Regions from separate parts of the Homo sapiens genome. Here region 2 is linked to region 1. Evidence: chromatin contacts called from ENCODE Hi-C data. All regions are on one chromosome and are shown on one strand. The core of a region is the stretch at or near the end of the contact, and the rest is flanking DNA. Distances in the headings are between cores, read along the strand shown. Region 1 holds the start of DNM3 (dynamin 3). Region 2 overlaps DNM3 (dynamin 3).

Region 1 (5,663 bases), core at 2,350-4,849:
ATATTAAATTAAATTATCCTTGAGTGAGTTACTCAAACTCTCTAAATCTTGATTTCCTCTTCTGTAAAATGGAAATCATAAGAGTACCTACCTCTTTGGGGTTGTATGAGGACTAAATGAGATTATTCATATAAAAGCACCCAGAATAGTACCTACACATAACAGGCACTCTATAAATGTTAACCATTATTATCATCACCACTGCACTATAAATATATGTATACGTATAATGAAAATAGTTGAATAAATTCAATTCTTCTGTATACAAATCAGACCAGTAGGCAGACCCAAGCCAGCTAGTAAACCCCTATGTTCAGATTATAGGTCTCAAATTCTATTCATTAGATCTTAAGCTGCCTCTCATTGCCAGCATATATCTCATCCTGCACCACCAAAAGAACAATCTGGTTACTCATGCTATATCACATTAATATGCAAGTTCATCACTTCAGCAAGAAAATCACAAACAAGTGGTTCATTCATGACTCATTTTATTCATAACAATCTCAAACCTGTCACCCAAAAATCAGCTTTTACAGCAACCGCTAAATGAAGTAAACATATTCACATCCGAATTCATTCATTGGTGTCCAAAAAAACTCAATATAAACAAACTGAGAGAAGATACAGTTAGTCCACTAAATGAGGATTGTTGAGAAAATGCATCATTATTTTGTAGAGAAGAAGCTTGAGTCAAGAGCAAACACAATGAATTTACACAAGTGATGACCCTTGGTTTTTATGGCTGCATTCAATAACTGCACATTAGATCGAGTCTTAAAATGAAAACTGTTTCGTGTAAAAGAGGAAAGTTGCATCCTTAGGAAAGAAACTGTTTTTATTGCAAAATTCCTGGATAATGACAAGAAAATGCTAAGATGTTACAGTAGAAAATGGATACAATTTTTTCCACCTAGGCTGAATAACTTATCAAAATAGAAAACTCCATTTTCCCTAAGGTTGGTTTATAATTAGAAATTAGATTCCTCAATAATTCAATGACCGAAATCTTTATTAAAGTCAAATGACCTTCCTAATTAAATTTTCTCCTTAATATGTAAGCTCTGCTAGGCAGGTGTTATCTCTACATATAATTAAGACTTTACATATGAATTAAATGACCTTTTTCCTCTATGGTCATCCTTTTCTTTGATTTGGCGTTCTAACAGTCAATTAGTGGTAAAACTTTTTAAAGTACAACAAATTACTAATGCATTCTGGTACGTGCTCTGATTTTTATACTTGTCCCTATTTTTTATTCCATCTTGAAAAATATTCAAACTTAAATATTTTACTCTTCTACATTTCTTTTTTCAAATTATTCCAAAAGAACATAGCTAGTGTGGGGAGATGTGTACAATTTTATTATAACATTAGGAAGAATGTTAGAATTTCAAAACCTAGAATGTAGAATTGTGGTATGTGCATACAACTGACATTAAGTTCAAAAGCTCTGACCACAAACAATGCACTTGCATACAATATAGGCTCATCCAAGTAAATATATGGGAGATGCATAAAAATATGGTAATTTCATTTGAAATACTTACAGTTTTAATCTTTAAGTATTTGTTTAAAAAACAAAAATAGTTAAATAACTCTTAAGGTGTCATGACAAAAATGCCCTGGCTTTGGAAAGCCAAAAATATGTTACCAAAACTCACTCTTTGGATGCCACTTTATATCTCGTAAATTTCATTGGCAACAAATCAAAGAAAGTAACTGTTATATGTTTGAAATCCATCACTTCACCAAAAGTCTAAGATGACGTAGGCAAAATGCTTTACCTTCACTTTGTTCATTAATCAAAAAAAATATAAAAATGAGGTGTAGTGATTAAGTGAATTACTCAAGGATACAAGCCAATTGTCAGCAATTTTACTTTGTTAGGCTTCTTATCTTTCTAGTTCATACAGGAAAAAAAATATCATCTGAGAGATGGAATATCATTTGAGAGAAAGGAATATGTACTTTATGAACACTAACATTTCCAAAGGAAATGTGGGAATATTCAGCTCTAAATTCTACACATCACCAAGCACTAACAAAAAAAGAAAAAAGGAACAGAAACAGGAACCTTCTGCATCCCAAGTCACGAATGAGCCAAATAAAAAGAATAAAGTACAATCTCGCCAGCATTTTTTCTTGGATACTGTACATTTCTACCTGGTTTTCTATTACTAGGAAACAGATTTCAGTTTTCATAATGCTTTTAAATGGGCTTTTCTTAGCAAATGTCTGCACTCTTCAGGCAAGGCCATTAAGGTAACTTAATCCCTCATGAATTGCTCAGTGGAAGAAATGCTGATTCCTAATTCGAAAATTAATTCCTTAGCTGTTTCTGTATTAAGAGTCATGAGGAAAACCACAGCTACAATTTAGATTCAGAATGTTGTCTTGAAGGCTAGCAAGACAAATAGGAGCTTAGAGAACGGAAGATGATGCTGGGGGAGGGGGCGCAGAGAGAGTGCGAGAAAGATGCTGGTCAGTTCCGAGATGATGCAGGAATGACATGGCACCTGGACAACATAAGTCCACGTCCACCCCCTGCCAAGTCTGTGCCTCGGGCTCTCTCACAATTGCCTGAAGCTGTGAATAGGTGCACACGCAAACACACCACCTTTTATTCTTCGACTCTCCGGGAGGAGAATGGTGGGGAAGCGTCTCTGGATAAAGCTTCACCACAACAAACGACGTCTTTCTCCTCGCACCCCGCCTCCCCAGCTAGAGGCAGGCAACAGTAGACAGCTGAGAGGAACGAGAACCCTGGCGAGAAGGAAAGCATCTCCACCTAAGGGAGGGGGCTCGGGGGATAAAGCCCCACAGCCTCACAGGGAGCCTCACGGAGGGCGACAGGAAAAGGAGGGGGGTGTTGAGCTGGGAAAACAGGAGAGGGGCACTGGGAAGCTTTCGGCGCGCTACGCAGGGAGGCTGCCCGGGGCTGGCGCGCACCGAGGGGGTGGGGGTCGAGCCCGGGGCGGACCCCTCCCCCGACTCCCCGACTGGAGGACAGGGAGGAAATGGCTTTGTATCGCACGATGAAAGGCAGGCAGGAGGGCCACCAGGCGGGGGGTGGCAGGGGACGGAGGATGCCCAGAGCTGGAGGACCCCGCCCGCCCCACGGACACCGCCACTCTGCCCCCCATTCCACTCTGCCCCCCATTCCACCGCAGCGCCTGGTCCATCCACCCTCTGGCTCCCGCTGCCCGTCCACGTTCCAACGGCCCGCAGCGGGGTCGCCCCACTGCCGCATCCTTACTCCGCGCCCTGCGCGCTTACCTGCCCACGAAGTTCTCGAGCACCGAGCTCTTGCCGGCGCTCTGGCCGCCCACCACGGCGATCTGCGGCAGCTCCAGCAGGCAGCTCTGTCCCAGCGCCGAAAACGCGTCCTGCAGACGGTTCACCAGCGGGATCAGCTCCTCCATCTCCCGGTTCCCCATCTTGCCCGAGGGGCCGGCGACCAGCTGGTCCCTGCTCGCCTCTACGACCTGACAGGGAGTAGGGGCCGCGCTGCCCTGGCTGCTGCTGCTGCGCCGGGCTCAGCCAGCCAGGTCCTGGCGCAGACGTCGGAGCCCGCCGCCAGCCCGCCGCTTGGCTCTGACAGCTAACGACCCGCAGCGCGCCTGCGCGGGCGGGCAGGGGCGTGGCCTATCTCCGCGACGCCCCGCCCCCGCCCCGCGGCTGCCCCGCCCCGGGCTTCCCATCGGACCACCAGGCCAGGCGCGCACGCACTGCAGCCCAGCTGCGGCCAGATGCCACGGCCTCTGCGTTCTGTGGCCAAGGCTCAGAGGCCAAGTTACAGCGCCGGGTCAGGAAATGGCATGAAATCAGCAGCAGCGGCAGCGTTGTTCTCTTTCAGCGGCTACCAAGCCAAAGCCCAGTGGAAAGCACTATCGCCGCTAACACCACCACACGATCACCAGCAACAGCAGCACCGCCGCCGCCACCACCGGGGCACCGCTGCCAGACTACACTTCCCGAAAGGAAATCTCCTCTGTCACGCCCTTCTCCAGAATCCGCGATGACTCCTCCCAGGGTGGCAGGCCTGTTGGAGTCTAAATTCTTCAATGTGACATCCATCTAAGGCCCTGAGTGGTCTGACCTTACTTAATTCTTCATCTGTAATGACTCGTCCTCCCCAGCCCCGCATAAGCACAGGTAGAGTCTGTAGGGTTTACCGCCCCGATACACCCCTTTAATCACTCTGGCCTGTGAGACTCCTCATGCCATTTGCCCTCCCGGTCTATCTCCTTCTACCGGATCTATCCAGAACCAGGTACCCTGGACGCATTCTGTGAAATTTAGCACATTGAGAAGTGACTGTGTGTGGGGTCCTGTGCCTGATGATCGGGACACAAAGATAAATGGCCATGCTTCTCTTAGCCTCCACAGACGGTTCCTTTTTAGTCTGCTCCTCAAATACTGATGCTTCGCAGGGTTTCATATATGGGCATTTTCTTGTCTAATGTTTGTCCTCTGCCTGAGGACTTTCCCATAGCTTTAACTCTGAATCAAGGCTGGCGACTACAGAAATTTACATTGCTAGACCCTGTCTCTCTTCTGCAACTTAGACTGTACTCCAAGAGGAGCCCAGAATACTACCTGAGTGTCCTACAAGTACTACAGACTCAATTTATTCAAAACTGAAGTCATCTTTTGTAATCTCAGCATTTAATGTACAGTTCCTTCTAACTCTAAAAAGACATATTAAAATGTTCATAATGTCAAAAAACCTGAAAACAACCCAAATGTCTATCAACAGGTGAATGAATAAACAAACGTGGTATATATATATAGTGAAATAATCTCTGCCACAAAAAAGACTTTTGATATAGCAACAATCTCAGATACATTATGTAGAATGAAAAAGGCCAAAGACCATATTGGTTTGATTTCATGTATGTGAAGTTCTACAACCAGCAAAGCTATTCTATGGTAATAGAAATCGGAACTGTGGTTGTCTTTGAGGAGTGGAGATTGACTGTAGGAGGCATGAGGAAACTTTCTGGAGTGATGGAAATGTCCCATGTCTTGACTGGGATGTGGGCATACATTTGTCAAAACTCCTCAAACTAAACTTTTAAGTGATGTGCATTTTACTGTACATTACATCTCAACTTTTTTTTAAAGCAGCAGAAAAAGACAAATAAAACTGAATGCATCTCCACTGAAGTGGATCTCTATTAGAATGTCTGCCCAGGAAACCTTTTCTAAGAAACACTCCATCCAATGCATGGTTGTAGCCAGAGCAGTCATGAAGATAGAAAGGCATGAAGAAAAACTGAGCCCTGGCCATAGCTGTGTGCACCAGATTGGGCACCTGACTTGAGCTTTACCAATCAAAGCCTTTTCCCAGGAGTATGCAATTGAGAGAGAGATTGGCCTTTGTCTGAGTGACTGAACTATAAGTGAGGAATAACATTGGCAACTATGGTTAGTAAGATTTCACCAGTAGAAGGGAAGTGCTCATCTTCAGAGAAAGAGAAAAGTGAAAAGACACAAGGAGAGGAGCACAGGGAAAGAAGAGGGAAGATCCGGATAGTACCTGTATCCTCAATCTTGTTCATGTCTGATGTCCAACTGTAATCCTGTCCTCAGTTCCTTGTACAACCTCCCCGCCAATAAACTTATAATAAATTCTCCTCTTTGCCTAACCTAATTCA
Region 2 (5,517 bases), core at 2,054-4,553, 540 kb before region 1:
CAAAATTTTAGAGATACTCTTCTCTCCTTCTGCTAACCTAGCTTTGTGACACTAAAATTGGAGTTTGGAATGAAGGTAGGGGGACTTCCGGGAGTTTCCAGACACTTCAGGGACTTTCTGGGAAGTCTGTATGCCAGTGGTATACAGACATTTAAATCTGGTACAAATATTTAAATCAAGAATTCTGCATGACAATCAGGGGTCAAGTGAATCCCTTTTAGATGATAGCATTTAGAAAATACTTCACCTAACATAACAAAGTGATTATACTTAAATTTGAGATCTGAAATAATATTTATGTTTTTAATTATAACACCTTATAACCTATACATCTCTGTATGGTTTGTAAAAGTTCTCACACATGAAACCTCATTCCAGCTCAAACTCTCTAGGCTAGATAAACAGGCATTACTGCACCATGTCGCTCTGCTCAGTGTAAAGGAATGTGAGGTCATTAAAAATGTTCCACATGTTTTCCTCTCTTACTTTAACCCTTCTCTAGCAACCCGTAATATGTTTGGATCTTAAACCTTCTTTTCTATGACTGAGACCATTTTAAACCCTTCACAAATAGAAGAGACATTTCTAGGGTTTTCCTACAGTTTCCTACAGTTCAGTTACCAAGGAGACCATTTCCTTAAAATCTCTTTGTTTCTAGAATTGGAGGGTCACAGTACGGAACACGGTGATGCCTCTCATTCACACAATACATGTATTAAAATTCAATTGAGAAGTTTAATTTTGTTTAGTTTTGGGGAGGGGGCTTGGTTAGAATTTTGTGATCTTTGAGATCTCACAATTCTCTCACATCTGCTTAGTCCTCCTTTCCTTTTCCCAGGGATTTAATTCTGCTAAAGACCAAGGAAGTTTTCCTGCTTTAAAAAGTAACATCCTTTGACTCACAAATGTAATGTTAAGGAAAAGAAGTTAGACACAAAAGGCGTATAGTATATGATTCCCAAGTGCAAAAACAGGCAAAACTAATCTACAATTTAAGAAAGCAGAAGAGTGTTAGCCTTGGCGGGGAGCAATGATGGGAGGTGGGGGCAGGGGAGAAGAGAGTGGGACTTAGGGAGTCCTAGTCGTGATCTTTTTCTTGAGCAGTGTGCTGAATTCCTGGCTGGTGGAAACAAATCAGTGCTTTAAATGCCAGGATAAAGCTCTGGTATTTAAGATGTACTTTCCCCTAAAATAATGAACATTTAAAATAACACTTTACTTCATACGCATTAAAGTTACAGTAAGTTTTGAAACTAGGGCACATGTTACTAATTTTCCACCAAAATGCCAATGGCCAAGGAGAGTAAATGTGGACCTCCAGAGGGGTCCAGGGGCGCAGGCTACAGCACACACTCCAGTGTGAAATGGCTCTATGTTTCAAATTTGGTTTTTTTAAAAATTCCTAAGAACGTTTACATTCTCTTTTGTATTATCTGGGTTTGCTTAAATATGAGAAAGATTTCAAACATTGCTTCTCACCTTCAAACAAATCCTAATTAAATCTTCAAGTAAAATTAACTGTCTGGGAAAATAACTCATGAATACCCTGTGGGGGTAGGAGTCCTCTAGTTGGAGAGGGCTGACTTAGAGTTTCCTAACCCTGTCACGTGCATTATCCAATGTTCAAATGGTGAGAACATCAGACTATGAGTGAGAAGACTTGGATTTCAGTCTTAACTCTGCCACCCCCAGCTGTGTGATCTTGGGCAAGTCAATGTCTCAGAACCTCAATTTCTTCATTTATAAGCTGTGGAAAATAATGGGTATCCAACATGTGGTTGGCTGACAGGTTCAAACAGAATTATGTGCCACTTTGCCACACCGAACACATTTTTAGAATAAAGCTGGATCCACTTCATTCTTTGATGGAGAACTTCTGGTGGGGTGAGCTACAGAGAAGAGGCCATCCAAATGGGCTTACCATGGGGTGTTATGTGTGTGTTAGCTTTAAAGTCCTGAGCAAAACTCTGCTGCTTTGACTGTAGCCTGTCCAGAAAGACCGTCTGTCATAAACTTGCTATTTCTTTGTGCTGCTGTTACCTGGTATGTTTAAGTAATGAAACAGCTGCTGCATTTCAATAGACAAAGGCTTACAGTATGTCTGAGGCAAGGCATTTATTGCTAGGCTTTAAACTTCTTAAACAATTCCATATGGAGATTTGAGTGGCAGAACACTTAATGTAAACTTTCAAAGGAAACTGCCCACCAAATTCTGAACTTTATGAATGTTGGCTGAAACATATTCTTTTTCAGAAGGCCGAAACATATTCTTTTTCATTCCCATTTCAAAGAGGAAAGGCCAGAACACCGCTTTTGATAGACCAGGAAGAAATAGAGGACCGTGTTTTAGGCATTTATTGATTCTGGAGGAACAATTAGCTTTTTGATCCAAACTCATTTAAAGATGCAGCAGGGTTAAGTGAATAGAATTTAGAATTAGGAGTCAAAAGACTAGTTTTCTCGTTGTGATTTTATTATTAGTTCTTTCATTTGAAGATCTCTTCACTTTGAATCAAGTTAAAAAATCAATACATCTAGATGGCACAGTGCTGGGTGTTCACTGTTTCAGTTTCCTTGGACTCAACAGGTCACGTGTGGAATGAACAAAATAGGCTTGGGCATTCTGTACAATAAGATGCCACGACAATATGACTACATTAATAAAAGAGATATATATTTTTCATATATAGAATTATACATATATAATTTTAAAATATATGTATTATATATAAAACTATACCTTTTTATATATGTTTAAAAAGCACATAAAATAATACCCAAGAAAAGCAGTCATTCTAGATATGTAAAACTAACTTCTGGTAGATACAAAAAGTTAAATTTCAAACAAAGCCACAATTTCATAAGAATTCAGCACTACATGATACTTTCGCCTTCTCCACATTCCTATTAGTTTTTACTTCAAGATTTGACCTTGGTGATCAGATCTTAATTGAAGTCTCCTTTCTCACGACTCTTATGTGAGGTCTCTCTCAAGACAACTATCAGAACTTTACCTCCGAGGATAATATCCTGTAGGTGGAGGTTTAGCCATTTCATTAAAACAAGAAAACACACCAGTGAAGAGTGAGGGAAACTACCCCTGCATTTCTTTCTTTCTTTCTTTCAGTGTGTGTGTGTGTGTGTGTGCGCATATGTGTGTGCATGTGTGTATGTTTTTCTTGAGAAGGTGAAAGTAGGATAGATTTGCAATAGGGGTTTTTTGTTTTTTTTTTTTTTCCTTTTAGCTAATTTGTGTCAAGCTACTCCTCACAGCTATAGGCAGGAAGTGCTATTTCCTGTGCTGATGATTTAATATAGTGCAGAGCAAAGCAGCGTTTGAACTGATGGCAGCACTAATGACTCTCGGTGAAACAGTGAAAAGATAAATGATCCTTAATCAGGAAAATGTTTAAATAAGCAAGTGCCTGGATATACCACAGCAAAACAACCTGAATTCATTTAAGTAAATGAAGAAGGTAATTTTAAAAATACACAGACTATTTGTTTAGTACTTTATATTTTTCTAAATGGCTTATAGCCACTTTTATTATAATCTCTGATGGCTCTGTGAGGTACCTCACTGTAGTTTTAGAAGAAACTGACTTCAACTCAAAGGGGCGAAATGATTTGCTTTAGGTTACACAGAAAGCCATTGGTCAAAAGAATACAATTCATAGTTCCCACATTTCTAATTTATTGCTTACCTGTTGCTGATTCTTCAAAGCATCCAGCTAACCTTGTTTGAATACATACGTGTATGAAAATAGTGTTAGTTAAAAATAAGATTGTTCACATGAGTGCTTGGGGTTGCTTACAGTCAAGGAATGCAGAGATCATGGACAATGAACGGACTGTCGTATTTAGAAATAAAATTTTGAAATTAACCATGAAATATGAACAAGGGCTATTTACAGTTCTTAAATAGGCAGCCATATTAATTTCTTACAATTATATTTTTCACAGTACTTTCATTTGTACCATCTTCTGGAACAAATCCCTAAGTCAGATACACTTACTACAATTAGTATTTTACATATGGAGGAAACAGACACATGAAAGAGACTCACCTTAGGTCAACAGAGTCTGTAGCAGAACCAGATTTAGAACCCAGATTTCTCCTAAATTCTACTTTGGGGCTCTTTTTAGTACTTTGCCATCTAATTTTAATTTCTTACAAGTAATGCTCATAATTTATCATTGGATTAAATAAAAAGATGTCCTTAGAAGATAACTAGGAATAAAATTATTGGTGTCTCACTTGTCAAGATTCAGAAAAGCCCCCTATAAAACACCTCATTATAACCTATCTTATCTAAAAGACTATTTCTCAAATAACTTGTGGTATTATTTGTACTGTAAAAAGTTAACTACCAAAAGAACTAAATCAAACATAATTTAAGTATCATACTCTGACTACTATAAATAACCTTGAAAAGGTTATTTAGACCCATTGATGGCTAGTCAAGCAGGATTTTCAGATTTGAGGTTATAGCATCCTTACCTTAGAAAAATAAAATTCACTGAGTTTTTAATCCGAGGGAATAAAGCAAGAAGCCCTTTCCCAGGTTAAAATAGCATTCCATAGATTTTAGAAGCTGAAAATAATCATATTAACATATTTTATATATGTGTGTGCACATGCATGCACACGCATGGGCATAGGAACAAATATATCCTTTGCCTTTAGTCTCAAAGTCTAGGAGCCAGGGCATCTGGTTTCTTTGCTGGTTTTGCAATTAATTTACATGATGCCCAGGATTATGGTGTTTTTGTTTTGCTTTATTGTGAGCAAACTCACACTCTTCTAGAAGACAGCCAATGGGGAATACCTCAGTCCTATAGCTAGAAGTTTTAAGTTTTCTTCCCTAAGTTCTCTTTCACTGGTCAGTCACATATCACGTCTAATGGAAAATGATGAACCTGGGTAATATTATTTGAACTATCCAGAAAATACACAAAGAAGCTGAAGATAATATGTGCAACTTCCACACTCGGATGGGTTAGAAGTTAAATGGAGGTAGTTTATAATCACTTACGTTATTGATCATAAGGTGCATTATTGTTTTTGGAATTAGATCTCGGATACATTTGTTGATAATGGACATGTAGGAGTCTACGAGGTTGCGAATGGTCTCCACTTGCCTCTCCAATTGTGGGTCCATGGAAAAGTTTTCTGCTTGTCCATTCTCATCATTTTCAGCCTAAAAGAAGAGAAAACAAACCATGGATTATCTCATATTCACTCAGAAGAAAATAAAATGTCAGTCGTTATCAGATTATCAACTTCTGATTAGCATAGTTGGAGTTTATATCAGTAGATGGTAACATTTTTATCTTATGCATCCACTGGTTCTGAAAGGAGATGGGGGAACCTGCCGTTATTACTCAATTTTTAGCCTGCCACATTCTAGGGAAAGCAAGTAAGTATTCTAATTCTGAATGAAGGTTGAGATGAATAACCAAATAAACAGTGTACCTAACAACATACCTCCAGAGAACAATCTAATCTTAAGCCAT

Evidence for each region. Hi-C counts contacts between places; a loop is a spot of excess contacts on that map. Pooled maps may share reads with other maps.
Region 2: a loop to region 1 is called in a pooled map, with 6 times the contacts of the local background. The contact joins the enhancer-like site here to the promoter of DNM3 in region 1. A Hi-C loop is called at or near these places in 7 of 50 pooled maps.

The regions. Positions count from the first base shown.
Region 1 is chr1:171,839,434-171,845,096 of GRCh38, reverse strand. DNM3 (dynamin 3) reads right to left here and starts at 3,599. Exons shown (of 21, transcript NM_015569.5): 1 at 3,280-3,599. The coding sequence starts at 3,440. RefSeq lists an enhancer at 3,175-3,354 and a silencer at 3,555-3,784.
Region 2 is chr1:172,378,702-172,384,218 of GRCh38, reverse strand. DNM3 (dynamin 3) reads right to left here. Exons shown (of 21, transcript NM_015569.5): 18 at 5,037-5,201. Among named protein-coding and RNA genes, the nearest start is that of C1orf105, 39 kb to the left of the region's middle. Within about 2 kb of position 3,303, at least 7 of the 41 ENCODE cell types and tissues checked have a DNase peak (open chromatin) inside an H3K27ac peak, as active enhancers do.